2 separate regions of the Homo sapiens genome follow, and region 2 is linked to region 1. A link is a loop called in an ENCODE intact Hi-C map of the cell type or tissue named here. Cell type or tissue: psoas muscle. All regions are shown on one strand. Links, peaks and the distances in the headings refer to the core of each region. The heading gives the core; the rest is flanking DNA. Region 1 has its middle 28 kb from the start of GAREM2. Region 2 overlaps ASXL2 (ASXL transcriptional regulator 2).

Evidence for each region. Peaks named below come from ENCODE experiments on the same cell type or tissue, not always from the same donor. Only the 100,000 strongest peaks of a DNase experiment are listed, where the experiment ranks them.
Region 2: a loop joins it to region 1, with 18 times the contacts of the local background. A loop is called at or near these places in 38 of 110 quality-filtered maps.

The regions. Positions count from the first base shown.
Region 1 is chr2:26,143,938-26,146,754 of GRCh38, reverse strand. No RefSeq gene overlaps it. Among named protein-coding and RNA genes, the nearest start is that of GAREM2, 28 kb to the left of the region's middle. In psoas muscle, for the core only: a CTCF peak has its summit at 1,490; a DNase peak (open chromatin) is centred at 1,514.
Region 2 is chr2:25,850,246-25,853,062 of GRCh38, reverse strand. The region is part of intron 1 of ASXL2 (ASXL transcriptional regulator 2); the gene reads left to right. Among named protein-coding and RNA genes, the nearest start is that of ASXL2, 27 kb to the left of the region's middle. In psoas muscle, for the core only: a CTCF peak has its summit at 954 (motif pointing left); no DNase peak of the experiment used is centred there; H3K4me3 peaks cover 510 bases; H3K27ac peaks cover 2,247 bases.

The DNA of each region.
Region 1 (2,817 bases), core at 159-2,658:
CAGCTAATTTTTGTATTTTTAGTAGAGACGGGGTTTCACTATGTTGGCCAGGCTGGTCTCAAACTCCTGTCCTCAAGTGATCTGCCTGCCTGGGCCTCCCAAAGTGCTGGGATTACAGGCAGGAGCCACTGTGCCTGGCCTATTCTTCTCTTGAATCATTTTATTTCAGTGGATAGTTTTTATTTTAGAGATCATTTTTTCATTATTTGTTCTTTTTTATAGCATCCTATTCTTAATTTATGGATCCCATGTCATTCAAAAATATTGCTTAAAGTGAGTTTGGGGTTTTTCTTTGGTTTTCCTTACCTTTTTTCCCCTGAAGTCTCCTTTTTATGTTTGTTAGTTGTTTTACTGTCTCTTTTATGTCAACATGAAGAACTGAATATCTGACTCAATCTGGGTGTCAGGTATGTGGATTGTTATTTTTATTTATTTTATTTATTTTTATTATTATTATTTTTTGAGACGTTGTTGCTCTGTTGCCAGGCTGGAGTGCAGTGGCACAATCTCAGCTCACTGCAACCTCCACCTCCTGGGTTCAAGCAATTCTCCTACCTCAGTTTCCTGAGTGGCTGGGATTATAGGTGTGTGCAACCATGCCCGGCTATTTTTTTCTGTAGATTGTTATTAATTTTCCTATACTTTTCTTTATGTTGACTGATTTCGTATATACGGTTTTGGTAGATTGGAAACTTTGTATGTGTTTATATGTCCTCAGAACTGGAGGAATCTGCTATAAGGGGCCTTTTTGTTGGTGAACTTCCATGTGACAGAAGGACTTCCTAATCTTCTGCCTGAGTACATGTATTTGGCTGCTAAAATTCTGGGAAAGGGAAGGAAGAATGAAGGAAAGAAGCTTAGGAGCCCATTATTCAAGACAGGCGTCCACTTCATTCCTTGTTTTTGATACTATGACTCACCTCCACCTCTCTCTGGGCCTGGTGGCCTCACATCTGAAGCCTCTATAGTTTCATTTCTGCAAATAATAAGGCTTGAAGAGGGGTGACAGCAACTCCTGGCTGTGAGGGGTGGGAAGGGACACTTGGGATCCGTTATTTCCTTGCTCCATTTTTAGCCCATTGCCATATGCCTCAGTTGTCCATGGTAACTGGTACCTATAAATCCTGGAACTCTTGGGATCCCATCAGAGAAAATATACCCACTTCTTATCGACATCCCCCTTTGAAAACAATGAGGTTGTAACTTATGCTCCACGTCAGTTAGCTCTGTTTTCCATCTTCCATTTTTTAAAGACTAATATTTACATACATAAAAATTTTAATTCTCACTTGCTGATGTCTCTTGCTCCCTAATTTTTATCTTTGTAGGTTTATACTTTTAAAATTCCGTGTCTGCCATGCTGGTGGGGGTAGGGAGAGATCATTTAATTTTGTGTGGCTATATATTACCCTAAAATCTTGATGGGCTTTTGAGAAATCTCTCATGGCACACTGAAGAAATGCAGTTTCCAGCATTGGTCACACGGTGGCGGAGCGACCCTACGTTTAATTTATAGTTTCTCCATGCAAGCCCCACTGCCAACCCCACAAGAGTTGGGGTATTGGAGTCCTGGCTAATCCAGCAAGGTGGACTACAGAATTGTAGAATATTTCCATTGAACTGTTGGAGAGCTTTCGAGTCCATCTCCTTTAGAGACAAGGAAATGATTCACAGGAGTCAACTAATGTATCCAATACCCGGAAGTAGTAAGAATAAATTTGAACTTTAAATTTTTTTTTTTTTTTTTGAGGCGGAGTCTCACTCTGTTGCCTAGGCTGGAGTGCAGTGGTGTGATCTCGGCTCACTGCAACCTCCGCTTCCCAGGATCAAGTGATTCTCCTGCCTCAGCCTCCTGAGTAGCTGGGATTACAGGCATGCGTTCCCATGCCTGGCTAATTTTTGTATTTTTAGTAGAGACGGGGTTTCACCATGTTGGTCAGGCTGGTCTCAAACTCCTGACATTGTGATCCTCCCACCTCAGCTTCCCAAAGTGCTGAGATTACAGGCATGAGCCACCAGGCCCCGCCTTTTTTCTTTTTCTTTCTTTCTTTTTTTTTTTTTGAGACAGTCTTGCTCTGTTGCCCAGGCTGGAGTGCAGTGGCATGATCTCGGCTTACTAATACCTATCTCAGGTTCAAGTGATTCTCCTGCCTCAGCCTCCCAAGTAGCTGGGATTACAGGCACGTGCCACCACACCAGGCTAATTTTTATATTTTTAGTAGATGCAGGGTTTCACCATGTTGGCCAGGCTTGTCTCAAACTCCTGACCTCAAGTGATCCACCAGACTCGGCCTCCCAAGTGCTGGGATTACAGGCGTGAGCCACTGTGCCCAGACTAAAAGTTATAATTGAAGTTGCCTTTGAATCAAGATGGGACTGTGAATGTATGGAAGTGGGGGTGGGGAAAAGGAGGCCGCTGCATCCCCTGCTTGAATGTGATGGGAGAGGGAAGCTGAAGGAACGTCACCGGTTCACTCACTGCATGTTCTGAGCACCTGCTGCGTGGACAGCAATGCAATAAGATTTGTGAAAACACAAAAAGGACTAGAGTCCCTGCCCACCACTCGCTCACAATCCATTAAAGAGATAAGCCAGTTAACCACAAACAAGGAAGTAGGCAATAAATGCCCAACGGAAAAGCAGGCCAAATGTATTCTTCTCGGGATTTAGAAGAGAAAGGCAACTGCTCTGCTCAGAAGTGGGGAATATACCTGCTGGTGGGATTCGGGCTGGCCTTGGGAAAATAGCATAGGGCCACCTTTCTCAAATTGTAATTTGTGTGAGACTCCTCTGGGGCTTTTGTGTAATCATAGATGT
Region 2 (2,817 bases), core at 9-2,508, 290 kb after region 1:
GGTCTCCCTTATGCTGGTTCAGTGCAACTTCATTTGACAAAACAATTATTCCTCAATTCCACATGTTCTGTTTCCTTTATTGTCCTAGAAAGAGTTGTTTTAATCCCCTATTACTACCTTTAGACTCCCAGTCAGTGCTAAATCCCCTCACATCTGATTTCTTCCCTCCGCATTAAGTGGAATCCGAATTTACAAAGCTAATTAAACATCCCTTTGTTGACAAATACAGGGGATACATTTCTGTTGTTATCTCAGCTTCTAGGCAGCATTTGACATTGTTGACCACCTAAACCTTAGAATACTTTTGTCTTTTCTGAAACAGCAGTGTTTTCTGGTTTTCTTCTCATCTCTCTGGTCATTTAGTTTATTTCCTAGTTTTTCTTCTCTGGCTCTTAAACGTTGATATATTGTTCTATAGCAGAAGCCCTCATCTCTTCTCACTCTATATTGGCTGATCTGATTTACTGGTATGGCACAAGTTACCCTAATTAAAGCTTTTGGGCAGTAAATGAGCCTTTTAACACTGATAGAACTTTATATATAGATCACTGTGTTACTTATTTGGACATTTAAAATGTAGCAGTCATATAGATTATACAAAATTCAGACTCTGCACATCTGTATATCTGGAATGAACTCATAATGTAATAGTAATTGAAATATTCCCGTTATTTAGGCTAGAATCAAACTTGAATCTTAGAGGCAACTCAGTTATTCTCGAGTGTTAGAAAATATAATTTTTAAATCCTTTTTATTAACTGAATTGGGAATCTACAAGCTAAGAAGTAAATATATTAAGCACCCTTTAAAAATCTAGCTTTAAATCTATGTAGTGTTGATTTTAGTTATTCTGAGTGGTTATTCATATTGTCATAAAGTAGTTTCTAAAAATTGTACTTTAAAGTTTCCATGAGCAGTTCAGTGGAATGAGGTTTGTTTGATAAACACTGCCCTCCTGTGGTTAACGTAAGCTAACAGTTTTGCAAAACTACTGTAGTCATTTCCGCTTGTGGAAGATAATGTAATGGTTCATACAGCATGTTTGCTCAGTAATATATGTGGCCAAGAAAGGGTTTTTTTCCCTCATTCTCTCCCTCTTGGTTTTTTCCTAGTGTGTCTGCACATTCTTCTCATTTCTATCCATGCACATTTTCTTTCTTTTTTTGGTGGGGGAGGCAGAGTCTCATTGTGTCACCGAGGCTGGAGTCCAGTGGCACGATCTCGGCTCATGGCAACCCCCACCTCCCAGGCTCAAGCGGTTCTCGTGCCTCAGCCTCCCGAGTAGCTGGGATAACAGGCGTGTGCCACCATACCCAGCTAATTTTTGTATCTTTAGTAGAACCAGGGTTTGGTCATGTTGGCCAGGCTGGTCATGACTGAGCCCGGCCCATGCACTTTTTCTTATGTGAATTATAAGAGTTAAATGTAAACGAATACAGAAAAAGTATTAAGCTATCAAAGGGAGGGAAGCTACATTTAAGTGTAAACATGCTTAAAGAAATAGAAAAGACCAGTCAGTTACAATACATAAAATTAATAAAAACTTTAATGGAAAATCAATAGTGATAAAAAGATGAAGAATAAACTGGAAGAAAGGGTTTGTAGTAAATGTGACAGTAAATGTTTCAATATATTTAATGTAAATTAGAGAGCTCTCACAAATGGTATATAAGTGGACAATAGCCAATGAATAGCCAATTCACAAGTGAGGAAATACAGTAATTAAAGCACAAAAGTATATTTAAATCCATAATGCTGCTTTATAAAATGATACTCATATTAATAGTGGTATTTGAAACAGAAATCAAATCACCTTTGGAGCATGCCAGAAAACCAGCTAATTATTCTGAAAACAGTAAATACAAAAATAAGTTACTTATCCTGCCCTTTTCTTTCTTTCTTTTTTTTTTTTTTTGGAGAAGGAGTTTTGCTCTTGTTGCCCAGGCTGGAGTGCAGTGGCACAATGTTGGCTCATTGCAACTTTCGCCTCCCAGGTTCAAGTGATTCTCCTGCCTCCTGCCTCAGCCTTCGGAGTAGCTGGGATTACAGGCATGCGCCCCCACACCTGGCTAATTTTTGTAGTTTTAGTAGAGATGAGGTTTCACCATGTTGGCCAGGCTGGTCTCAAACTCCTGACCTCAGGTGGTCCACCTGCCTTGGCCTGCTGGGATTACAGGCGTGAGCCACCGCATGCAGCCTTATCCTGCTTTTTTAATATGAATTGTACCTCGGGTAACCAAATAGATAGTGGAAAGCATCTATTTTTAGAAGGACTCTGGCTTATAAATGAAAAAGGAACGATAGACTATCAGCACTTTCCAGCCCCTAAATAAAATGATGGAGATAGTGATCATCGGTGGCTGCTAAAACAATTAGATTGAAATGCTGATGGGAAACTTTATAATAAGTGGATCAGATAGACCACATCTATCCCACTGATATATCTTAGCATCTCAAAAAAGAGATCATAGATGTTTTGTGTGTTCTGATGTGGTGTGGTAGGAAGTATACCATAAGCCTATGAAGTTTTCTTGCTAAAATAAAATCTGAATCTGAGCAAGCCTCTAGATTTCGATTCTAATTTTCAGGAAATGCAAGGGACAGAGGACCATACGATTAGCAAAATACAGAATGTGTGTAACTACAATACAGTTTACTAGTTTTTTCTCTAAGTAAATTGGAAGAAAAAGTGAGAGAAACCCATAGATTAAAAGATACTTCAAGACATGTGTTAGCCAAATGCAGTATATGTGGGTCTATTGATTTGAACAAACCAACTGTTTAAAAAAAGTGGTTTTTCCCTGTAAATTTGGGACA